5 separate regions of the Mus musculus genome follow, and regions 2, 3, 4 and 5 are each linked to region 1. A link is a loop called in an ENCODE intact Hi-C map of the cell type or tissue named here. Cell type or tissue: left cerebral cortex. All regions are shown on one strand. Region 1 overlaps Dscam (DS cell adhesion molecule). Region 2 overlaps Dscam (DS cell adhesion molecule). Region 3 overlaps Dscam (DS cell adhesion molecule). Region 4 overlaps Dscam (DS cell adhesion molecule). Region 5 has its middle 71 kb from the start of Bace2.

What was found. Peaks named below come from ENCODE experiments on the same cell type or tissue, not always from the same donor. Only the 100,000 strongest peaks of a DNase experiment are listed, where the experiment ranks them.
Region 2: it touches region 1 in a loop (4-fold over the local background); 6 of 42 quality-filtered maps call a loop at or near these places.
Region 3: a loop joins it to region 1, with 2.8 times the contacts of the local background. A loop is called at or near these places in 2 of 42 quality-filtered maps.
Region 4: a loop joins it to region 1, with 2.1 times the contacts of the local background. A loop is called at or near these places in 4 of 42 quality-filtered maps.
Region 5: it touches region 1 in a loop (8-fold over the local background); 3 of 42 quality-filtered maps call a loop at or near these places.

What each region holds. Positions count from the first base shown.
Region 1 is chr16:96,998,955-97,003,954 of GRCm38, reverse strand. The region is part of intron 3 of Dscam (DS cell adhesion molecule); the gene reads left to right. Among named protein-coding and RNA genes, the nearest start is that of Gm32432, 120 kb to the right of the region's middle. In left cerebral cortex, no CTCF peak of the experiment used is centred here; DNase peaks (open chromatin) are centred at 888, 1,608 and 2,596; H3K27ac peaks cover 496 bases.
Region 2 is chr16:97,163,362-97,168,361 of GRCm38, reverse strand. All of the region lies in intron 1 of Dscam (DS cell adhesion molecule), which reads left to right. Among named protein-coding and RNA genes, the nearest start is that of Dscam, 4.9 kb to the left of the region's middle. In left cerebral cortex, a CTCF peak has its summit at 2,340 (motif pointing right); DNase peaks (open chromatin) are centred at 929, 2,371, 3,602, 4,576 and 1 more place; H3K4me3 peaks cover 2,171 bases.
Region 3 is chr16:96,908,297-96,913,296 of GRCm38, reverse strand. The region is part of intron 3 of Dscam (DS cell adhesion molecule); the gene reads left to right. It overlaps Gm32432 (a long non-coding RNA gene), which reads right to left. Exons shown (of 2, transcript XR_876307.3): 1 at 1-5,000. Among named protein-coding and RNA genes, the nearest start is that of Gm32432, 28 kb to the right of the region's middle. In left cerebral cortex, no CTCF peak of the experiment used is centred here; a DNase peak (open chromatin) is centred at 2,866.
Region 4 is chr16:96,687,813-96,692,812 of GRCm38, reverse strand. All of the region lies in intron 16 of Dscam (DS cell adhesion molecule), which reads left to right. Among named protein-coding and RNA genes, the nearest start is that of Gm32509, 29 kb to the left of the region's middle. In left cerebral cortex, no CTCF peak of the experiment used is centred here; DNase peaks (open chromatin) are centred at 1,043 and 2,244; H3K27ac peaks cover 1,135 bases.
Region 5 is chr16:97,283,408-97,288,407 of GRCm38, reverse strand. No RefSeq gene overlaps it. Among named protein-coding and RNA genes, the nearest start is that of Bace2, 71 kb to the left of the region's middle. In left cerebral cortex, no CTCF peak of the experiment used is centred here; DNase peaks (open chromatin) are centred at 70, 1,479 and 2,184; H3K27ac peaks cover 427 bases.

The sequences.
Region 1 (5,000 bases):
GCCAGGAGGAGGGCCTGAGCCTGAGGGCTGTGGAGACTGGGTGGATGGAGAGGTACCTGAAAGTGACTTAACAGAAATGCTGACTGTTCACGCTTTCCAGGCTCCAAAGGGGACACCCTTTGGAGATGTGGCTTGTCTCATGTCTCCCACTCAGTGTCATACCTGTACCATTCCTAGGGTCCCGTGAACTTCTCAGTCTAGCTGTCCTCTGCTAGGGCTGGTGGCATTCCTCTTTGGGTGGATTTTTGGGTCTGGCAGGTAGAAAAGCAAATCACTGTCTCTGAGTCCCTTGCGTTCATCTCTTGCTGTCACTGCATAGATGGAGGGACTGGGATTCAGGTGCACTTTGCTTCTTCTTAACCCAACCTTTGGGAAGGTCTGGTTCTCGGGACAATAAGATGGAAACTGAAGCTCAGTGAGATCTCCCAGAGAGCTATTGGGGATGTCGGCGTGTCACTGAGCCAGGCAACTCTGGGTGAGAACTTGGCATGGGTGTCTGTCCATCTGTGTGAACCCCTGAAATGACTGGTTGTTAGAAATAAAACCCCCAATAGGCTCCTTTTTTAAAAAAAATCCCATATTTGTGGAAGCTTCTTTGTTAGCACATACCTTGGGTGGAGAGCTGTGTTCAGGGAAGCTCTCATTAGCAGCCAGTTCCTCCTTTATTTGATAATGCCTTAAAAAACTAAAACCAGAAGAAAACAAAAATACCCAAGGGGAGGTTTTGCTCCTGACCAAACATTTACATTTGAAGTGCATTCTGGGGTGGGAGATTCCTGCTGAAGGGGTTTGAATCTGTCTCTTCCTCAAGCCTGCCTGGAAGGTGAGTTTTCCACGAGGAGGCACACACTGGCTTGTATGTATGTATTTATTCTCTGTTTGAAAAGCAGCTTTACATCTGCCCCAGAGAAGCTCATTACAGACATTACAGACAGGCCTTGCCTTCCTCTTGCCAAGCTGTCTCCTTGAAATGGAAAACTAATGGGTGTCAGATCTGCACCATGTAGCTGCCCGGCATTCTCTTTGATCCAGTGCAGAATGTGTTTGTTAAAAAAGCTGCTTTATTGATTTTTTTTTATTATAGCTGCTTTTTGCCATGTTTAGATCATTTGTACATATGCACATCACAATTTTTGTGACATCAAAGTGTCTAATAAGTTCACTGTGCTCAGGAAACATCTTAAGAAACAAAGGGGTCTCTATTCTGTAAAAAAAAAAAAAAAAAAAAAAAAGTCTGCTTCTTAACCCCACTGTAAAGGCTGTTTTCACAAATTCTGCTAGAATTGCTTAAGTGTATTTTAAGGGTTCTTCCAGAATTCCTCACCTTCAAAACTGTGCCTCCCATGACTCTACATTTAATTGGTTAAATCTGAGGGTGGAGCTCATATGTACTCAGGACAATGTTGACAGGATGCTCTGTGTGTGTGTGTGTGTGTGTGTGTGTGTGTGTGTGTGTGTGTGTGTGTAAAGCTGAGTAGCAGGCGTGCTCATTATTTATTAGCCTCAGTTATATGCCTAGGTGTCTGCTCCTTCCCACAGCATCCTTTTCATCCACGCTCAGCCCTCGCAGCTTCTGCTGTGGTTTTCATCCCATATGTTGCTTTTAGCAAGGAGGATATCTGGGTGTGCAGGAGGCAGCCCATGTGGCCTGGCTTCTCTCCCTGGATGCATCTGTCTCAAGTCTGTACCTACTGAGGGATCCTCCCCTGCCTGGATAGACCACTGTTTATTTTCTCACAGGAAGAGAAGAAAGGTTGGGCTCTTTGTTATGAGAGATTGCGGGTGAGGACATTATAGGCATTCATTTGCAGGCTTCGTGTGAGCACAGACTTAAATTTGTGAGCTGTGTGGCTGTAAATGTTTAAATCACTCTCATTTATGATTTTAAAAAAATCCTCAGGCTTTTATCAGCTTGATGGAATCCCACTTGCATATTTTTTTTTGGTTGCCATGCTTTGAGGGCGGGGGGTTATTGTTCCAAATCATTGTCCATCCCAATGTGCTGAAAGCATGGCTCTTAAGTTTTCATAAATGGCATAGTTTGAAGCCCTACTATTAAGCATTTGCTCTCTTAGTGCATTTTGAATGCTTTGTGTGACTTCCTCCTTCTACCTATGGACAGCTAGCTCCTCCTGCACATTTATTTAGTAGACCATCTTTCCTCTAGTGTATGTTCTTGGTGCCTTTGTCAGAACTCAATTGGCTGAAGATTTACTTATTATCCCTGTTCTATTCCACAGGTCTACATGTCTGTTTCCAGCATTTTGCTTTATTTTCTTTTATCAAGAGTGTTTGGCTATTCAGGATTTTTACATTTTCCTCTGTGGCTCCATTGTAAACATTGGCCTTATTCTTTGCAGTGGTGCGTAGATCACCATTACCATTTTGGTAGGAATTTCCTCAAGTCTATACATTACATTTAGCTGAGTACTCCTCCAGTAATGATCCTTGTAATCCTCGAACATCAAGCCTCTCTCTGCTTTCTGTGTCTTTTTCGGTTTCTTTGGTTGGTGTTTCGTAGATGCTGCTGTGACAATTTACTTCTCTTGTTAAGTTTCTTTCCTGGTGTACTTTTCAGCTGTTGAAAAGAGGTAACTTTCTGTTTCAGAAATCGGTGCTTTTCACACATCTAAGCCACTCTTCTGTGCAAGCCAACTCTGCATCTGTATCTTGGCTGACTTCATTACTGGATCTAGGAGTGTGTGGTGTAGCCCTTGAGATTTCCTAAAATAGACCATATCATCTGTAAACAATGACAGTTTTGTGTACTCTTCTAATCCAGCTGCCTCTGTTTCTCTCTCTTGAGTGATTGCTTTGGGAAGAACATCTAGTATTATGCTGAATAAAAATACTGAGGCATATATTCTCATTTTGTTCTACACATGAAGCTGACAGCCTTAAGATTTTCTCAGTTCAACATAAAGCCAGCTGTTCATACATACACACACATGCACAAACACACACACTCCCACACGCATGCATGCATACATGCTGTGCACATACATATGCATGGATATGTGCACACATATGGATGGATATGTGCACACACATGCATACACATGTACACACACACACTGTTCTATTGTGTTGAATTCTCTTCTGTGCCTCATCTATTCAGGTTTTATCATAGATGTTCATCGTGCCAATGTGATGTGTTGTTTGTCGATTTGTAGCTATTAAACCATCCTTGTACCCCTAGGGTAATTCTTGTTTGCTCATGGCAAATATATTTTTAAATGTGCTATTGGATTTGGTTTGCTAACTTCCTGAGAATTTTTTTCACCAATGTTCATTGAGGATATTGGCTGACAACTTTCTGTCTTCTTGTGTTTTTCTCTGATTTGTGTGTCAATGGTAGTGCTGGCCTTCTGGGATCTATTTGCAAAAACTCACAGTTGTGTTAATTTAAGTAGAACTGGTATTACTTTGCTTTCAATGATTAGTTGAATTAAACAGAGAAATTATCTGGTTTGGGTACTTTGGGGGGATAAATTTAAATTACTGTGTCAATTATTACTTGTTATCAATTTTGCCTTCATTCATGGTTTAGCCTCATGTTAATGGAGTATGTGTCCAGGAACCTGTCAGTTTCTTTTTGCTCATTAAATTTCGTGGCATTTAGCTGTTCGTATGAGCTGTTTAAAAATAGTTTCCAGTTCAAATTTAATCTTACAATAAAGAAAGATTTGTTGACTATAGAAGTCTTCATGGCCACATTTGTAACACTTACAGATATGATGGAAAATGAATTTCTAGAGCTGATTATTTTGTAGCCTTATTATAAGTAGAAATTTAATAAAGTGCTAATGAAAACAAGACACAATGGGCTCACTGAAAATAAGTTATGCAAACAAACCTAATTTCCTTTCTTTTAAATAATTAATTTCATTATATATTGGGGTAATTTAAGAGATATAATATTTTACTTCATACTTGTGAAAAATGGAGAAATGTTCATTATATAAAAATAGAGTGAATTACATTTTATTTAAAAATCACTGTTCCCAGGCTCAGCATGGTAGTACATGCCTGTAACCCTGGCTATTCATAGAGCAGGTTATTGCAAGATCCAGGCTAGCCTGGCTACACTATAAAATATGAAGTTCTCATTGAAACAGAAAAAATAAATAAAATGATACAAACAAAACCAAAATAACAACAAGAACCCAGCCAGCCTTGTTACTCCCCGACAGTGATTTTTTTTGAGCCTGTCTACCTGGAGGGTTCATCTTAACTAGATAACATTTAGTCACTCATAATATTCAAATTAAGTCAACAAGAATTTACTAAGTCAAGCAGAAAATTAGATTAGACAAAGTACAATTGTGCAGAAAATTCCTGGGCAGAACAAACTCAGACTTAGGGTGTAGATTTGTGACTCTCTTCTGAGAGAACATGAAGCTGAATGTAAAGGTGGGTAGGAAGAAGAGTATTATGGCATACAGTTGTGGGGTGGAGTCCCCCTCCCCAGCACTGCAGCAGAGGAGCACCTACCCCTACCACAACCCCAGTACTGCAGTAGTAGAGATCACCTACCTCCACCCCAACCCTAGCACTGCAGCAGTAAGATGGGCAGATACCTGGGACTCACGAGCTAGCCAGCCTATTCTACTTGGTGGTCTCTAGACCACTGGACGATACTTGATGGATGGCAATTAAGGCTGTCCTCTGGCCTCCATATGCATGAACACACATAAGTGCACCTGCATATAGGCATGCATACCACATACACACACAAAAATTAAAATACTATGTGCACATAGTAGTTTCTTTTATTCTTTAGATAGATCTAGGCCAAGGACACATGCAAAGACTGTCTATTTTATATTTGAGGCCTGTGGTAGTATAAAGAGCTGGAAAGAGGTGATGATTAGCTCCCTGTGTCTGCATCTCTCACACATCTCATGCCACTGACTGGGCACTGTTACAGACATATACATTCTGACTGTCACATATACAAAATAACCACACACACACACCCCACAACTGGTGTGTTAAAG
Region 2 (5,000 bases), 160 kb before region 1:
GAGTGAAATCTACCACATGGAAAATATATGCAAAGATTGCTCATGTGCACCTGGGTAAAGTCATGCAAGAATTATTTGCAAGACTTTTAACATCTGTTGAGAGAATCAGTTATTGTTGCAGTAAAATGCATAGGCAAGTTGCTCTGACCCCATCAGCTGAAGGCCAGGGAGCCGCCTTATGTAAAAATGGCCCTTCCTCTATATGAGCAAGCATGGAAAAAAAGCCTGACTCCAGAGGTTTGGGCTTTTACATTGGTGTGTGTGTGTGTGTGTGTGTGTGTGTGTACACAGATTTTTGGATTTTCCAAGGATGGTGTTTAAGACATACTATGCAAAATATTAGTATATATATATATATATGTATATATATATATATACATACATACATACATATACACACACACACATATGAACCTGATTTAAAATGCTGCCTTTGGCCAGAATATATTTCAAAAATATGAAACTAAATACTACCTATCTAATATGAATGGAGTCTTTTTTAAATTTTTGGTCGGCAATTGCAATATTTTGGCCTATGTTCATTTTGGAAAAAGTACCCAAATGTGTGGTAAGAACCACACTGGTTGCTAGGCCTCAAACACTAAAATGCCCATTATAGCCATATTTTCTTTTTCATCTGTAAAATATTATGCAATTGGATATTTGGGTAAGAAGCAGAAATGTCCAGTCTGTGTTTCAGACAGTCTGTCTTCATCTGAACAGTAGAAAGCAAGTAATGAGGGGCATGTTTGCTTCTTAAAGCACCCTTGCTGGGCAGGCTGCAGAGGGTATTTGGGGCAAAGACCAGAAGCAAGAGAGCAGTGCCTGCATGGGTTAAAAGCTTGTGAGTGACCTCACCTGAGAAGGTGCAGAGAGCCTGTGAGGTAGCTGATGCTACCCCTGACACCCTGGGAATATTCCCAGGACAGCTTCAGAGGCACACGTGTGTGCAGACACACGCGGCTGCCTGTGTACTCGGCATGCACACCCAGCTGCAGCAGTTCTCTGTACAGGGTCTCTTGATTTTTAACCCCAGTGAGTCCTTTCTAGTGTAACACTCCTGACAAAAGCAGAGATGGCCTCCTAACAGGCAGAATGGGGGACAGGTTGCAGGTTTATATGGTCTGTGTGATGGCTGCATCCTGGCGCTGCTCTACACACACCTTTGACATTGACTTTTCTTTGGCCATGAAATCTTGAGCTTCACTGCATTGTGCTCTCAGGCTCCCGGAGGCTCATTAGCTGTAGTAGAAGAGGGTGGAGTGACGGTGGAGAGATTATCAAGGACAAGCTGGGTGTGCAGCACCTTTGGGACTCTGCAGATCACATGATAGGGCATTACAGACCTGACACCCGGTATTTTATTCAGTCACAGAAGCAGGGTTTTTTGGTTTTTTGTTTTTGTTTTTTAATAAATACTGGTGCATCTTGAAGACTTTAAAGTAGTATTTTAAATTTTATTTTCCTTAGAAATATATCAGCAAAAAAAAAATCTCTCTCCCTTATATTTATAGAGAATGGAGATTATTTCTGATAATTTCAGAGTTCATCTAAAATTTCTAGGCTTTGCACAGAAGCTGCATGCCCCTATAAGATGCCTTCTGTAGGCAAACAAAATGCCAGGCAGACCTTTAATAAATGCCAGCCAATCTGCCTCCTCTCCTTCACTACCCTCCTTGCCACTTGGGTGTCACCAAAGGTTTCCTGCTGTCTGGGATACTCAGCAAGTCACAGGGCATATTCTGCACCATGCATACAGTGTGTTACTGGGGGGGGGGGGGATGCAATTTTTGCCTAAATAAATAAATAAATAAATAAAATCTTCCCATTTAAATCCCTGAGGCCTGAATGTCCACATAGGTGACAAAATATTTTATCATGGATGTGTCTGGAGAAAACAAGGAAGGTGACTAAGGCTCAGCAGGAGTCAGCTCAGTGCCATAGGAACTTGATGTCAAGGGGGAGGGGCTGTCTTAAGATCTATGAGCACTGTGGGAAATGGGAGTGTATGTATGTCTTTTGTTGTTTTAAAATAAAGTAATGGCTTTCCCCATTTCCTGTATTTACAAAGTCTTGATTGTGAATGTGGTTAAGCATAATTAACATGGCAATAGGCTGGACATTCGGGGCGTTTTAGAATGAACCCTCCCATTTATCTGGCTTTTTAGTGAGGCTCACCTAAGCTAGGTAGGTGCCCTGGGGCTACCCAGGCATATGATATACATTTTCTTGGCCATGGCACTCAGGTGCATGCTGGACCTAGGTGGCAGGCACTGTGAGCCTGGGAGACACGGAGCTGCTGCTACCTGCATGCCAATTGTGTCCCCGCCATAGGACACTAGTGGGCGGCAAACCTCGCCAGACTCATGCAGCAAGCTCTCAACAGAGCAGGCAAACCTCTGCCTCCGAGGACGCTCCACACACTTGTATAGGGCTTTCCTGAGACGCCGCCTCCCCAGTGTCCCTCAAGTTCATTGCGCCCAGACTCTATAGCTCTGGAGGTGGAGTTTTACACATAGCGATTATGTTCAGGGTTTGGCAGGTCAGAGATGGTCTGCAGCCTTTGTTTTCATTTATACAAAGAAGGACGCAGCTTGCAGCAATGTCTCCAATCCCGGAAGATGCACAGAGGGAAGGGTGGTGTCGGGAGTCCATAGTCCACAGAGAGGTGCATTGGTTCCTCCCTTGCACACTGCCCAGAGAGCCCAGGGGTGGTGCGTGCATCTTGGAGGGGGCAGCTCCTTGCCTGATTGGCTGACCTTCCAATGTCATTCCAGGAGCCGCGGGGCCTCTCCTCTGCTGCTGGTGACAGGGGCTATGCTGGCGTGCTGCTTGTCCGCAGTCCGTCAATCTCCTGCAGCTGTGGCTGCAAGGCTCTGGGGGTCTGGAGCCGCGCCCCACACCCACACCAGGCAAATCGGGCAGCACCTGTTCCTCTGGGTCAGCTTTAACTCTTCATATTCTGAGGATCTAGGTGCAGAAATTCTCAGCTCACCTCTGTCTGCCCCCCCCCCCCCAACACCTCAACTATATTCACGTTCCTTAATGTTTTGAAAACCTAAGCTAATTCAAAGTTGTATTTCCTTTGCTATACGCTTGGCGAGAATGAAGATTCCGGCAGCCCTGTGGTGTATGATGCTGCTATGAATTCTGAGGGGAGCATCAGAGTGCCTTCTGCAGGCAGCAAGCTCTCCACCTGGGCTGCAGGAATGAAGAGCCAATGGGAAGGGCAGATCCCTGAGTTAGTTCAAAGGCCAGACAGCTTCTGCCCAGATGCTCAGAGGGCCAGGTTCAGCCTCCATTATCCTTCCTAAAACCTTGTGCTCTGATGGCTTCAGGGAAATCTATAGCTTGTCAATTTGAGGGTTACCTGAGAAGTGATTCAGTCTCAATAGATGCTACCATGCATGGGCTGAAATGTCTACTGTGACCAAGTGTGTTCTTTGTATGAAACAGAGTGCAAGTCCGGGTGGAGATAAATGAGTGAGAGAGGAAAGTGAGTCATAGCCTTCCACCCCATTCAAGCCTTTCCTCCTCTCTCCACTCAAAGGCTTCTTTCTAGCTTCCTTCCCACCCTGGGTTCTTCACCCAGTTTGCTCTCTTCCCTCCAACCTCTGCCTCAGCTGCATAAAAAGGATGGGTGAGCAGCTGGCAGCTTCCCTCAGCCTGCCTCTGCTTTCTGACAGGCAGCTGGCCTCTGGCTGGAGAAGCGTTTGTGCTTTACAGATGACTGTGGGGTGTACTGTCTTACAAAAGTGACTCGCTCACATATGGAATGTGCTGGGACTTTCTCTTGGAGACACAGCCTGCTCTGATATCCCCAGGTACCCTTCTTGGGATGCAGTGGGGCTGGTGTCTCAACCAGTGATTTTATCTAGGCCTGGGAACCCTTGTTCTCCATTGACAAGATTTAAATTCTCCAAATCTGACATTCAAGCTTCCCAACAACTCCTGAGAATAAAAATAAATAAATAAATAAACCTCCAGCCTTTTAGTTTTAAAGCCTTAATCATGTCTATAAAGTCTTGCTCCTATTTTCGTAAGTCTCAAATGGCTGCAGGTCTCTTGTCGATATCTTAGTTTGCAGCAGAGTTGAATATATACTTGGTATTTCATCAGAATAACATGGAAAGATTATATTTTAATCGTTGTTAAAAATACCAGTGTTACATACAAGGATCTAATGTTGTAAAGATTATAGTCTACTTCTTTTGATTTTTGGAGATCAGCAATTTATTCTGTGTTGATCAACATGGGTGATTAACTCTCTTAGATTATGTAAATATGTAAATATTTACATATTTACTTATGTCCACTTAATAGAGAAAGGATGGACCCAGCTGAATAGGTGTCTGATGAGATAAGAGGTGACAGAGGGAGATGGAGTAACAGGGATTGATTAATCTTGCCTATATCCCTATTTAAGTTTTTTTTTTTTCCTTCAGAAGACAGTGAGTAAGATTTAAGAGTGAGCAAGCAGTCCTATTTATAGAAAGCCAGTTTGAAATGCAGGGGCAAAGAACCCGAAAGATATAGAAACTGAAGGGTTGCTTCCACTCTAAACTCCCCTGTGTTCCTGGCTCCATACTGAACATTGTCAAAGAGACAAAGCGAATCACCCTTATGGAAATATTCAGAACCTGTGCCTGGCTCTATGGAATATTCTGGCAGTTCAATCCCTGTTACATCCTCCCTAGGCTTGAGAACAAACTCAAGTGAGTCTGAGCTGGAGCTTGGAGGCTCAGGGAGGACATGGTCTCTGTGGTGCTGCCACTAATATTTATGCCACAATAAGCATGGTCTCCCCTAGAGACTCCACGGCAGAACACCATGGGGATGGAATCAACGCAAGCTTTCAGAGAACAGCAATTACAGAGAGAGAGAGAGAGAGAGAGAGAGAGAGAGAGAGAGAGAGAGAGAGAGAGAGAGAGAGAGAGAAGGGTTTACACTGAGGATCTCATTATTGTCACAGGGTCCTCTTTGCTAACCTGTTATTAAAT
Region 3 (5,000 bases), 91 kb after region 1:
GAGAGAGAGAGAGAGAGAGAGAGAACAGATCCTATTTGAAGATTTTCTATTTAAACTTACCAATTTTCTCAGCTTTGTGGCTGGTTTTTCTTTGCTTACCCTGAGCTCCCAGCCTGCTAGGAGACAATTGCTTATGTCCAGTCCAGTGCTCCTAAGCCCGAGGCAGGTTGACAGTAACAGAAAGGCATCCTCCAAGGAGCCATGAATCAGTTCTAGCTCAGAGGAGCCTTCTTGGGTGCTGATGCCCTACAAACGTCCACTCCGATGAGGCTCATTTCAACTCTGCCTGATGATGAATGACTGCAGAAACGCAGTTCAGGTCACCTCAGAAATTGGAGGGATGTTCGGTGCGCCTTCTAGAATTAGTTTACGTCATGCCCTAAAAAGCCATTTCAATGCAAAGCACTGCTGTATTGTGGGTCAGAAGGCTAGACCTGATGGTCTTCCAGGCTAATGCATGAAGCTGAGAGTATAAGCTGAGACTATCAAGAGGAAAGGCCTCCAGGGCCAATGCTGAAGGTCATGTATTTCCAGCCATCTCCCCTTTCCTCTTTTCTCTCCTCCTCTCTTTTCCTTCCTCCTTCTTTTGTTTACTGAAGTGAGCCACAGGAGGTTGTTCTTGATACCCACATTAATTAGACCAATTAAACATATATGAGTCCTTTTATTAGCCCACAACCAAGAGCAGGCTTATGCCTCAGATTCTTGGTGCCCAAGCTCAGAGGTACAGCATTTTAAAAGACAAAAACCACAATTACACCAGTGCTCAAGTGGGGGGCAGGGGAGGGCTGCATCAGGGAAGGGTTGGGGTATCTAGTAGCATCTGTTTTCTTGCAAAGCTTAGCAGTATTTTCCAAACACTACACAGCAATAATTATTTTTTATTTATACTTCCTCTCAATTATCTTAGTTTGGTGTTTTAGCTTGCCCAAACATCACTTAGTTTGGTTAATATGTCTGGACAACAGCCAGGTCAGGGACAGCCCCTTGTTGCGGAAGTAGATATGGCTGTTGGGGGATGAGAGGCTGAAGCATTTCTTGGCAGAAACAAGGCAGAGTTAGGACAAGATGGTGTCACCATAGCCATTTCATTTCTCATGTATTGTTCATTACCACAAACTGCCTTATACCTGACACTGAATTTGCAGAACCAGCCAGACGCAGAGGTCAGGGCATAGTGTGAGTCAGGAAAATGTACTCATCCTAGGCTGTACCCCACATTCTAAGACATACCAAGATGGCCCACACTGTTGTGATCCACAGTCTAAGCATGGCTTAGGTGTGTGCTCCACTGAGGAAGCATGGTTTCCATTTGTGTGATCCACTGGCTAGGCATGGCTTCAGATGACCACCCAGCTATCTAGGACTGACCTCTAGGGACTGAGTGGTATTCTTAAGATCTGCTTTGTCAACATCCACCATACTTCAGGGCTTATTTTATTTTCACTACAGTGAGTTTACAGGACACATAATTATAAGTTGTCTTAAATAATTTGATATACAGGCAATATAAAAATATTCAGTAGATTTTAGCAAGGTTCTACCTTAAAATATTTAATAATTGTAGCATTAAATTTAATGTTAATTTTCAAAAGATATTTTATAGGCTCCTTGCATATACATATGAGAGCTGAGCACATGTGTGTGTGTGTTTGTATATATTTACAGAGATACATAATATTATATAATGTACAATAATTCTGTTCAAATTTCAATACTTTATATTTAAATAAACATGTTCAAAACATTTTAAAGTTAAATGTATAAATATAAATAATAAAAAGTTTATACTGAATTTCACCAATTGTTCAGCATAGCTAATTCTTTAAATTTGCCTACATATAATTTTTTAAGTTGGGTTTTTTGTATGTGTGGTATATGGGTATGTGGGTGAGCTCCCCATGTGTGTGCATGTGGAAAGCAAAGGCTGACACTGGGTGTCTTCCTCTGTTGCTTTACATTTTAGTTTTGAGGTAGGGTCCTTCCCTCAACCTGGTTCTCACTAGCCCCTAGAATCTAGCAATCTCTGTTTCCCTTTCCTGGAATACTGAGGTTACAAATCCCTTAGAACTGTGCCCTGCTTTTATGCAAGTTCTGAGGATCCCCTTGCTTATACAGCAAGTAATTTACCCACCAAGCCATCTCTCCAGCTAATTTCATTTGTTTATTACAAGTCTCTGTAAGAGCTAACAAAGGCTAGCTTTCTCTGTTTTTCCTTCTGTGCCGATTAAAATTAAGAAATGAATGTGGTGGTTCCTGTTTTTAGAAAGTGGATGGAAAGGAAATGCAGTTTTTTTTTTTCTTCGATGTGGCATCTGGACAGTTTTGTGGATTAGCTCAGGATGGGTACAAGGCCAAGAACAACATTTAGTTGTGAAATTCTATATCAGAAACAAGGTCTTGAAAAAGGTCTGTAAAGATACATCAGGAAGTTTCAAGGTCATTCCAAGGACATGGCGAAGTAGAAAGACAGAAAAGAGAAGTTTTGACACTAGGAATAAAACACAGCTGCCAGTGCTGGTGACCCCCAGAAAGGGGACACCTGGGAAAGCTGCCTTTTGATTTTAGTTTTCTGCATTCTTGTGTGTAGCAGGTTTCCTATTGTCTCTGCCTCATAAAGTCAAGCAGCCACGAAGGCCTTATGTCCATAGCTCTGTGAGGGGTGAATAGAGGTGTGTGTTTCCTGCTTGGCATCCAGCTTGGTTGGTCAAGGAAGGAGCCAGCTACAAGAGATGACAGCATGCAGAAAGCCACAAAGAAAGCCTGCCTGGACTCTCTCTAAGAGGTACTTGGTGACTTGCACCAAATTAATAAAGGAACAAAGATTCTTAGTCAAAGATTTTATTTAACTCCTTAACTTATGAAGGAGTCAAGCACTAAGATACTGCAGATGCTCCCACTAAGGATATGACTCACAGAGGTTTGTAGTCTCCAGTGTGCAATCTCTCCCTGCAGCCCTAGGAGCAGGAGGCACAGTCAGGATGGGGTGAGCCATGAAAGCCCACCCAGCCACACACTGCCCAGTCATGATGGGCAAGCCATGGAAACACATCTAGCAAGCTCTACCCATCAAAGATTCTCTAAACTTTCTCTCTGGGGGTGAAGCAGGAAGAAATGTTTTATTTTGTTTCATGTGCATGGCTATTTTGCCTACATGTATACCTATATACCACACATGTATCTGATGCATCTGGAGGCCAGAAAAGGGCATCTGATCTCTTGGGAGTGGAGTTGTAGACAGTTGTGTAACACCATGTAGGGCTAAGAATCAAATATGCGTTCTTTGGAAGAATAGCTAATGCTCTTAACCAGAACCATCCCTCTAGCCCTGAAAACATCAACTTACAAGTTGGGATTTAGATTTTGTTTCCAAGTAGGAAAACTACTGAAGATTAGAAGGTGGGACATGGGGCCTCTTAAAAGGAGACCTGTATCTAACATCTTTTATCCATTAGGACTGCCTCTCTGGCTGCAAAGTTCAGTAAAAACCACTGTACTCTTTGGGGAAATGCTACAGGGGATGTTTTCAAGACCCTTTCATTCCAGAAGCCTCCTATATTAGTAGAGCTAAGGAATTAGAGAAGCCCTGTGCATACTGTACAGCTTCCTATATTTATAACCTAACCTATAATGTTTAACTGACAAAGTAGGTGCAATAAGAGCGTTAACAGTAACTGACAGTCAATAATACTATTTATTAAAACAATAAGTTGATACATATGCAGCTAGAGACACAAGCTCCGGGGGGTACTGGTTAGTTCATATTATTGTTCCACCTATAGGGTTGCAGACCCCCACCCCACCCCCAGCTCCTTGGGTGCTTTCTCTAGCTCCTCCACTGGGGGCCCTGTGATCCATCCAATAGCTGACTGTGAGCATCTACTTCTGTGTTTGCTAGGCCCCAGCATAGTCTCAGAAGAGACAGCGATATCAGGGTCCTTTCAGCAAAATATTGCTAGTGTATGCAATGGTGTCAGTGTTTGGGGGCTATGGGATGGATCTCCGGGTATGGCAGTTTCTAGATGGTCCATCCTTTTGTCTCAGCTCCAAACTTTGTCTCTGTAACTCCTTCCATGGGTGTTTTGTTCCCAATTCTAAGAAGGGGCAAAGTATCCACACTTTGGTCTTCGTTCTTCTTGAGTTTCATGTGTTTCGCAAATTGTATCTTATATCTTGGGTATTCTAAGTTTCTGGGCTAATATTCACTTATCAGTGAGGCAGCCTAGTCGGCCATCAGTGGAAAGAGAGGCCCATTGGTCGTGCAAACTTTATATGCCTCAGTACAGGGGAACGCCAGGGCCAAGAAGTGGGAGTGGGTGGGTGGAGGAGTGGGTGGGGGAGGGTGTGGGGGACTTTTGGGATAGCGTTGGAAATGTTAATGAAATAAATACCTAATAAAAAAATTTAAAAAAAACAATAAGTTGAGTGACAATCCCTCTGAATGGCATTTCTCCTCTAAGCATCTCACCATACTGTAGGCCTTCCTTAACAGGCTTGCTACACAATCTCGTTCTTAACATTGAAAACTGGTGGCCTAATCTCTTGAAACAAGCCCTTCCAGGCACCTTCCTTTGGAATATCCAAATAGCAGGCATCACTATTCATGTGTTGGGGCCCTTTTAAAATTAAATAATGGAGCAAAGTTAACCTATTAAATAAACATATTGACCATCTGGCTTTATTTTCCCTTCCAAATAAAAATATCCTAATTAAATACATAAATTGATTCTTATGCAATTAATAATTAAACATCTCAAACCGCATTTATCTATCACAGGTTGGCTGATAAAGGTGCTGGTTTTCCTACTTACTATGTGAATAGATTCAACGTTAATTTAAAGGAAGAGGAAAACCTTTCAGAAATTTTTAGATAAATATTTGCTAATTGATAAGTAAGGCAAAATCATTAGGAATCAGTGCTTATTTGAGCATATATGTATGTCAGCTCTTCCATACCTCTGCCTTTTAATACATTTTTAACCTAAATGTATAAATAATCA
Region 4 (5,000 bases), 310 kb after region 1:
GCAAACTGCAGCATTGCAGGTGACATCATAGTAAATGTTTAATAAACATCAGGCTGCCTCCTCCATCAACGCCCTTCTGACTAGGAAACTGTGACACACTGGAAAGTTGGCTTAGGCCATCCTGCCCTTGCTTCAGTGGGCACCAGGACAGCTGTGGTTAGGAGCTCTCTCCTGGCCCCATGATGACCACCCCCATACTGTCATGTTGGGCACTGAATACAGCCATTGTGAATGAAGAATAATCCTTACACTAGAAAGACTTGCCCAGAATCTGAAAGTTGATGGACTAGTGTCAGGCTAGGGACCCTCATGCAGGTAGTTCATGCCTACAAGCCATGACTAATATGAATTCCCTTTATTCTGCCTTCCAACCTCCTGGGGTAAATGTCACATGACACAGTGAAGCTAGAGAAAAACGTGTGTCCAGAGTTTACCTAGTAGCATTTTATTTCCAAATTATAAACCTAGGCCAACGTTCCTCTCTCCTACAAAAATTGAAATTAAAAATTTGCCTTGAAATACATTTTACTTAATGTTTTCAGCCATCCACTTAATCCTTAGGCTATGAAAGATTACAAATTTGCATTTGCTTTAATGAATTAATCCACTGGTTATGGTTGGGGATATGGGCACTTTATTAAAAATGCACATGTGTCTCACAGATATGTAAGGAACTGTCAGGACTTCTTGTATTAGCAGATCTAACATCTTCCCCTTCAACAAGTCAAGAAAAACAGGCTTCAAAGCCCTCCTCATTCCCATGGAGTAGAATGGACTTTTCTGGACCCTCAGGTGGACCAGGAAGTGCAGGTTCTATTGGGGGTTCAGCCCCCCCCCAGTCGGGAGGAAATTAGTATTTGTAATAGAAACCCATAGAGCCCTTACCACCACCCAGCTTTATATCAAAATGCTCAATACCTATCTTTTCTCATGAAAACCTTTGTTCTCCACAGAGAGATCCGGGTCACAGATTCACACTGCAGATAACGTGTGTATCTAAAACAGGAACCACCCCGCTTACTGCTCCATTTGGAATGTACTCTGTGCCTTAACACCTCCACCATCCTCAGGAAAGCTTGCTTAGCTCAGCCACAAAATCAGCCTGCCTCAAGGACCAAGGTCCTTTCTCTCCAGCTCTTGGCAAGCCTTAGAGCGTAAGCAGGCGGAAAGCCTCAAGATGAATAAAAAAAAAAAAGATGTTTTATATTTAGATATTAGATGACAGCTTTTGCCATCATAAAATAATAGTGCCGTGCTTGTTTGCCCTGCCAGGTTGGAAAGTTTATTTGTATAAAAATAAATCCAGTGGCCAATCTATTCACTTTGAAAAAGAACAGTGTGGGAGGGGGGAGCGTCTCACCAGGTCAGCAGATCCCCACATAAGCCATGCTACTGCCATTTGTACCTGGATGAGCTTCAGCCACATTCCTGAGAGGGGAAACAGAGTGGCTTATCTCAACTTTTTGAGCTTCTGTTCACCATGTGTCAATGCCTGACACCCCCCCCCCCCAATTCAGTTAAAGGTTGCCCATTACCCAGGTGTAGATGGGAGGCTCATAGTTAGCCCTGTGAATCTTCCCTTCCTTGGGTATAGACGACAGACATGAAGCAAGCCTGACTCCAGAGACCCCTGCTGCACACCACTGGCCTCTATTTGCTTCGAATTTTCACCTTTGAATAAGGATAAAAAGGGGAATGCCAGGGGCTGGAGAGACGACTCCATTTTTTTTTTTAGCAGAGTTTGCTGCTCTTGCCGGGAATCTGACGTCAGTTTCCAACACCAAAGTCTGGTTGTATCTTCTTGTCATCATGAAACCCAGAATCCCCACAAATTCCTCAGTGTGGAGTCTCCCTTTCTGAGCTCTTGTATCCTGGATCACCTGGGTTTTCTGCAGCTGTGTACCACTGCACATCACTGTTGGGTCACCCCTAGGCTCAGGTGAACAACCTCTTGTCCGACCGTCCTCTTGACTCTTTGGGTAACTTTTCTTTTCCCCCTTTCCCTCTCTCAGTGCCCTGGGCTAACCTTCAGCAGTGTAAGCCTCACACTAGGTGGTATTGTCCACATCCTTGTCAGGGTCCCTTGAGCCCAGAGCCTTGTGTCAAGGAGGTACCTGGCTCATGCTTGCCCAGCCTGATGCACAGCTTATGTAGGAAGCACTTTACTGTGGAGCAGTTGTGCACGTGGAACATGGAGAAAATGAGTAAGACAGTTGCCACCCAATGATGACAGAGGACTGCATGCATCTTAAGAGAATTTGCAGGAATCTAAAGGAAAATGTTAATTTATATTCCTCCATCCCCAGAAGACTATTCTGTAAAGGTTTCTGTGGAGGGAAGAGAGATGGAATAGACATTAGGAAGGCTTGCCCATGGAAGTCACCAGCATCCATGGTGATGGAGTGAGCTGTGGGCCTTTCCACATCCTGGCCTCTTTGCTGTCACTCTGTTTCTTTAAGGATGAAGAAGATTGGAGAGAGGCATATAAAAATGCAGTCACTTGCAAGCCGTTCTAATGGATTGACATGGTACTAGTGTTGTCATGGAGATCAAAGAGAGGCCCTTAAGGATATGGGGGTTGAGAGGGATTGAGAGGCCAAAAGGAATGGTAGCTGCCGGGGGGGGGGGGGGGGGGGGGTGGTGGTGGAGAGGGATAGGGAGGAGGTCTGCAGAGAACAGCAAATGAGAGAAATGAATGTCAGGAAATCAGGACCATTACTAGATCTGGGGGTGGCAGGGAGGGAAAGGAATAATTAAATAGGGTAAACAAGTAACCTTTCACAAGAAGCAAGCATAATGGCAAATGTGACCTCTGCCCCAGAGTATACAGTTCCTTCAGAGGGATTCTAGAAAAGGAGAAGAGATATTACTCACTTATGAAATCACAGGTGTGGGTGTGTAACACCAGGTTCCAGGTGCAAAGGGGCTCACTTGCAGGGCTCCTGAGCTTGGACATAGAGTTACTTTGCTTGTTCTGTTCCCAGGCACATTAAGTACTCTTTTATGTGTTTTAAGAGGAGTGCTTGCCAGGTGGGATTTTGCATAAACCTATAAGTTTCTCTCCAGTGGTGTGGTGGTTTGAATAAGAATGGCCTCCGTAGGCTTATATGTTTGAATGCTTAGTTATCAGGGAGTTGCACTACTTAGAAGGATTAGGAAGTGTGGCTTTGTTGGAGTGGGTGTGGCTTTGTGGAAGGAAGTATGCCACTGGGGGTGAGCTTTGAGGTGTCAGTATCCTGTGCAAGGCCCAGTCTCTCTCTCTCTCTCTCTCTCTCTCTCTCTCTCTCCCTCCCTCCCTCCCTCCCTCCCTCTCTCTCTCTATCTGTTTCTCTCTCTACCTCTCTCTTCCTATTTCTGTATATCTCTCTGTTTCTCTGTGTGTGTGTGTGTGTGTGTGTGTGTGTGTGTGTGTGTGTGTTTGTCTCCCTCTCTCTCAGCCTAGGGATCAGAATGTAGTTCTTAGCTACTTCTCCAGCACCATACCTGCTGACTGCCATGTTGCAACCTTGGTGTGGACAGAACAGGAGGAGGACATGTTAGTGACCATGTTCCCAGAAGACCTGGTACTCAGGCTCACAGCCAGCTCCTATGAAGCAGCATGCATGCAGAGGGCTTCTTGCTGAGTAAGTCTGAGGAAAGGTGTTGAGGCACTACCCTCCAGAATGAGTAGGGTTTGGGGAGTAGAATGGAGGAGAATATTTTTTGTGTAGCAGGTGTTTCTCAGATGGACTGTGTAGGAGAGCTGAGATGATGTTGCTGCTGGTAGAGGTGACAGTGGTGATAGTGGTGGCATCAGACATGGCAGGGACCACGGAGGTTTGGGCAGTTGGTTTGCCATCAGTGAGCATGATGCTTCAGAGGCAGGGTAGCAATGGCCTTGATCTTCCCTCCTGCAACATGCTCCTCATTTTTTAGGACAGTATTAACAGCCTTGTCTACAGGATAGCTAGCAATTCCATGAGGTACCAGTAAAGGAAATACAGGCAATAGCATAGAACTTATCCAAAGCATAGAAGATGGAATGATGTCACAAATGCATCCCCTTAAGCTAACCCATTTCTAACAGAGTAATAGCAAAAAAATCCCTGCTCATCAATAGCCAATCAAAATGCAGCTTTAAAAATAAGGCAGTCTACTGCAGGGACTTGAGTCCCACAGATAAGGTTAAAAATGGAAAATCTAGTTTGCAGAGGTGCTAAATAGCATTTGTGGTTGCAAATAAGTTGCAAAGCAATAATATGAATGTGGAAGAGCACTTAACTAAAGTCAAACATCAACATAATGGAACACTGTTCTCAGAAACCGTGAAGCAAAGAGGAGACTGTGATCTGAATAACATAGCAACTGAGAAAAATCAAACACAGAACTGTAGACTATAAGTGGAGGATACAGGAGGGAACAAATGAGAAAAATGAACCAGATTGAAACATGCACAGGCTCACACAGGACTTTCAACTTAGGCTCCTAAAGAAAAATCAAGTAATGATTCTACACCATGTTTTTGCCAAAGCATAAAATAAGAACAGCAAATGCTTTATTCCAGAATAAGGACAGAAATATAGATATTTAAGATAATATAATTTTTATAAATTTTAATTTTCATGTTTCTTTCACTATTTTATATGTGTATACAATGTATCTTGACGTTATCCACTCACTCCTCTCATTACAATGTATCTTGAGATTAACCACCCCTCATGTCCTTTCTTTACAATGTATCTTGATGATATGCTATTCACCCCTCACTTTTCTTCTGGCTCCTCCAGGACCAGCTCATCATATCTACCTCTCCATTTCATGTCTTTCATGTATAACTTTTAACCTCCTGAGTCCAGTTAGTACTGCCAACATGCACAGGGCTATGGGGTCACTCAGTGAGGACATGGAGAACTTACCAATGGCAGCAATCCTAAAGAAAAGTGACTCTACCTTCTGCTACCATCAACTATCAATAACTTCTCAGAGAAGAGTGGGGCCTTGGAATCTCTTTCCCTGCCTAG
Region 5 (5,000 bases), 280 kb before region 1:
AGATTTTAAGCCAGCAAACCCCACTCTCTCTCCAACTCCACTGCTCATGTTTTTCTTTGAGAATTGTCACCTTCAGACAAGGCATTGCTGTCAACTTCCTCCTTGCCTGGCACTCCTTCACTGAGTTCTCTGTCATTGGCTGAAAAGACATCTTGTGCTAAGGGCCCTGCCTGGGAACATGTTTATATTTATAAATACATCATCTTTAAAGTCAGCACCAGAGGTTGTTGCCTACACTGCGTTCTCCCAGAAAGGCCTGGTCTCAGATTGAGCATCTCATTGTGTATGAACTTGGTACCTTGGCTCTATTTTAGAATGCTCAGTTCAGTGTAATTACTACAGTTTCTAAAGGAGTTACTGTGTAATTGCCACGTAGTTTATTTCGTGGTAACTATGCAATTAACTTGTCTCGTGTCTCTAAACGGAAAATACTGTAATTCTAATACAAATGTGTGGACTGTTAGTGTTCTTCGCCACGTTTAAAGTATTGTAGATGTTTTCTTTATTTTTCCTTCCTTTTCTTCAAGTAACATATAAAGTTTAGTCCATTATTTCTTCTTTCTCCCCTCCTCTTCTCCTCTCTTTCCCCCTTCTTTCCTTCTCTCTCCCTTTTGTCTTTTTAGGCTAAAGAAAGTTAAGATTGCTAAAATTTTGCTGGAGACCCCTAAATTATCAAGAAACTTGAGACATAAATATAGCAATAGTAGCTAAATTATCTGCAGGGATGAGTGCTGGGTTGGGACTCTTAAGAACCTCTTGAGGTCTGAGGGAAACTAAGAACGAGGCCAGGAGAAAGTTGGTTGGCCTGTTATTTACTTTCCATTGTATGACAGTTGGGTATATAAGGGAATTGGCTTGACTTGAGCCCTTTGTGTTTTCTGGCACAGGTGGGGCTAGGACTTGAGGGTGGGACTTGAGGCTCTATGAATGTCTTCAGGATATTCCACCTATTGTTTAAGGCAGAAGAAGGAGACAGATAGAATTGCAGAGTAATAAAAGGCTTTACAGACTGGAAGCAACTTCAGGGCTAATTACATCCTAGAAGAAAGTGGGATGTGCCAACTCAAGGACTTTTCCTTTCTTTCTTCCTTCCTTTCTTTCTTTCTTTCTTTCTTTCTTTCTTTCTTTCTTTCTTTCTTTCTTTCTTTTTTTTAAACTATCATTTGTCTGTGGTCAGCATAGTTAGTGTGTATATAGCACACTGAAATGATGGCTGAATTTCCCCCCATCTGACTCAGGGCATAGCCCTAGGCATAATTTAGGTCCATCTAATAGACCCATCTGTCCATCCCTCTATTCCCATATCCAAAGCATATAGAATGCTTAGGCTCTGGGCAAGAAGGAAGACACACTTCTGTCTAGTGGGAGTAACCCACAATTAAAGGATAAGCAGAGAGCCTGATGCTGGAGCTCACTCACAGCTGGGAGAGCAACTCGCTCCAAGCACAAATGCTGTGTGGGCCCTGGATGCTCTCCAAGGTGCCGAAGAAGCAGCTGCAACCCACCCTCCTAGAGCATACAGAGAACAGATGGGAGGACACATGAGCACACGGAGAAATTGTGGGGGATGCCATGTTCTGTGTTCTTCAGGGAGAAGGAGAAAATATGGGGAAGGCAGGGCTGTACTGGACATGAGGGCCAGGGAGGAAGGGTTCTGAAATAAGTGATCAAGTCAGAGCCTTGCCCTTGGAGACATTTGAAGAAAACAGCCTTTAAGTGTGGAAGCTGGAGACTTTTGTTTGTGGAGCAGAACGCTGGAGCCAGTGACCTGGGGCAGAAACCCCAGAACCAGGCCAGAGAGACTGAAGACAGTTGCATGGAAAGGCTAAGTGTGTAGGGCCTCACTGCCATCTTGGCTTTTCTGCCTGCCGGGAAAAGTCATGGGGAGATTAGATGTCCGTCACCTAAAATTCCCATGCTCTTGACAACATCTCAAGATTCTGGTTGTCAAAAGTGAGGGTGATGGATGTGATGGTTGTCCTGGAGGTGGGATGGGGCCCGAGACCCCAAAGCACCCCCTTTCTCTGCTTCTCACATACGCACACAGACGTTTCCTCACCCTGCTGAAGTAGGAGAGCCTCGGACTCACCATGACTTTTCCTGGAGGCTGTGGAGGAAGCTCAGAGCAGCTGTGTCTGGAGTGCCTACAGGCTTGGCGGGGGCCTAGTGAGCATTCTTGCCTAGGAGGTGGTGAAGTAATTAGCTGGTGAGCTGTTTTCTGTTGGGAAGAACGGGGTGAATCATGCTATCAGAATGATACAATTATACTGGGTATGTTGTGGCAGCATACTGTGTCTTGATGTGTAGTTGTAGTTAGCACGTAAGTGATTGAGCATTTCTGCTGGTGGAGTCCCTACTGGGAAGTATGACTAATGTTGAGGTGACAGCCCCTCACATATAAAGTGTGTTCGAAACAAAGGGTGGCACCAGGACCAGCTATGTCCTTGGCTCTCACCCAGGCTTCAAGCTCCCATGCAGTCATGTTCTTGTATGAGTTTAGACAAGAGTGTGGGAAGGGGGCTCTCAAAGCATGATCATGTGTATATATCGACAATTTATGTCATGTGACAAGGTTGCTTTTTTTTCTTGTGTGCATGTGAAATGGTCAGTGCACATGTATGTAGAGGTCAGAGGTCAGCTTTAGCTGTCATTCCTCAAGCACTGTGGTTACATTGTTGTTTTGAGACAGGGTTTTTCACTGACCTGAAACTCACCACATAGGAAATATTACCTGGCCTGTGAAACCCAGAAATCCTCTTGTCTCCACCTCCTCAGTGCTAGAATTGTCCATGTGTTCCTCTCACACTCCCAGCACTTTTTTTGTGAGTTTTGGGGCTCACACTGGAGTTCTCATGCTTACAGGACAAGAACTTGTCTAAGTTTTCCCCTAAAATCTTTAGGTCCTTTAGAAACCTTAGGTCAAATATTGATTGTTTTCAGGGACCAACTTATTTATGTATGTATATATATATATATATATATATATATATATATATATATATATATATATATATATATATGTATGTATTTCTGAGACAGGGTTTCTCTGTATAGCCCTGGCTGTCCTGGAACTCACTTTGTAGACTAGGCTGGCCTCGAACTCAGAAATCTGCCTGCCTCTGCCTCCCAAGTGCTGGGATTAAAGGAATGCACCACCACTGCCTGGCTTGGGCCCAACTTATTCCAAGACAGAGTTACTCTATGCTTTGGAGGGTGGGCCCAAGCACAACTCAGTCTCCATTACTTCCCACATTCTATTCTGAGTACATGGCTTTTGCTTTGCCTTTTTTTCTTTTCTGTTTTTGTAGAAATCATTATTATATTTAGAATTCTCAAGTGTCAGTTTTCTCACAAGCATCTCTGGTATCCAGGGTTCCAACAGCCTCTGAGCACCACATATGATGGGCACCTTCCTCTGAGTTTTCAGTCACAATCTGCTGATTGTTTACAGTGAGTGGATTTTTCACAAATACTCCTCTTTGAATGGAATTCTCCTTTTTAGTCATTTCCAGTGTCCAAACATTGCAGGTATAGACTCATTGTGTTTGGTGCTATATGGAGGCCTTGGTGGTCTCCTGGCCATCTGATGACCACTCAGCAATATGTCCCAGCTTGGGAAGTGGAGGCACAGAGCCCCGACTGACCGTGGATGGATGGCTACAGCCAATCAGTAGGCTCTAGAACATGCTGAGGCTGGCATATATGACCTGCATGTGGCTGAGAAGTGGGTGGGAAAGGCTTCCATTCTACTTTTATCTCTTTTTGATCTGGGACCTCGGTTTCAACAGAGCCTGTGGGCACTGACAGACAGCAAGAGGCCTCCTTATACCTGACAGCACCCGCCTCCCCCCCCCCCCCAGAAGCATACACATCTTTGGGCTTCAGCACTGACTTTCAGGGGTTCAAGTCCTCCAGCTTTTCCAGAAAGGCTGCATCAGTGACAGTCTGCTTGCTCCACTCTGACACATGGTGAGATGTCAACATCTCCTAGTTACCCAGGCTCCCTTTGACTTGATCTCCTGCTTGTAGCTCAGTTTCTAAGCACCCATGCAACAGCACAAGAAGGTGTCACAGCTCCCTGAAATCCCAGAACCTGGAAGACGGAGACAGGGGATCCCTGAAGTAAACCAACTAACTAGACTAACAGAACCAGCAGGCTCTTGGCTCAGGTGAGAGATCCTGGCTCACTATACAATATAGTGAGTGACTAAGGAAGACATCTGATATCAACCTCTGACCTCCACAACACACACACACACGCACAGGCTCACACACACCACATGCACATACAAACCATATACTATACACACACCAAAGACATATATACACATACACATGCATGCATGCATGCAAACCATATACCATACATACACATATCACACACATACACATACCACGCATATATACACACACACCATACACACACATGTAAACCATACACCACACACATACACACACTCATACCCATCACATACACACTCAAATCACATAACACACACACACACACACACACACACGTGTGCACACGTGAGAAAGCACAAGGAAAATTTATGTCGTGTTGGATATCTCTTCACTTATGAGGGTTCCCATTTTATTGTCATTATTACTACACAGTAATTTTTGTCATCAAATCATATCTGTGGTTGTGATCAGTGGTGTGGTCCTGATTGCCATAATAACTGATATTTGTATTTTACAAGTCTTCAAAATAATCTTCTCTGCATTGTATCTTCCTTCTTGCATTTAAGGCAGAATTTGATTTACTTAGAAGAGTTATTGAAACACAGACTTCTAGATATCTATTGAATGTACCTGCTATAATGATAGAGGGTGACATATGGGCATTGTGTGTGGGGTTGAACACACCTTCTTTGTTCTATACTTTCACAGTCCAGAACAAGGCCACTAGGGAGGCCTGGGTCTGGATCCAGCCTTGACTCCCCCAGGCTCCCACACTCTGACTTAATTAGCCCCACTCCTCAATCTTCCTCCCCTGCAAT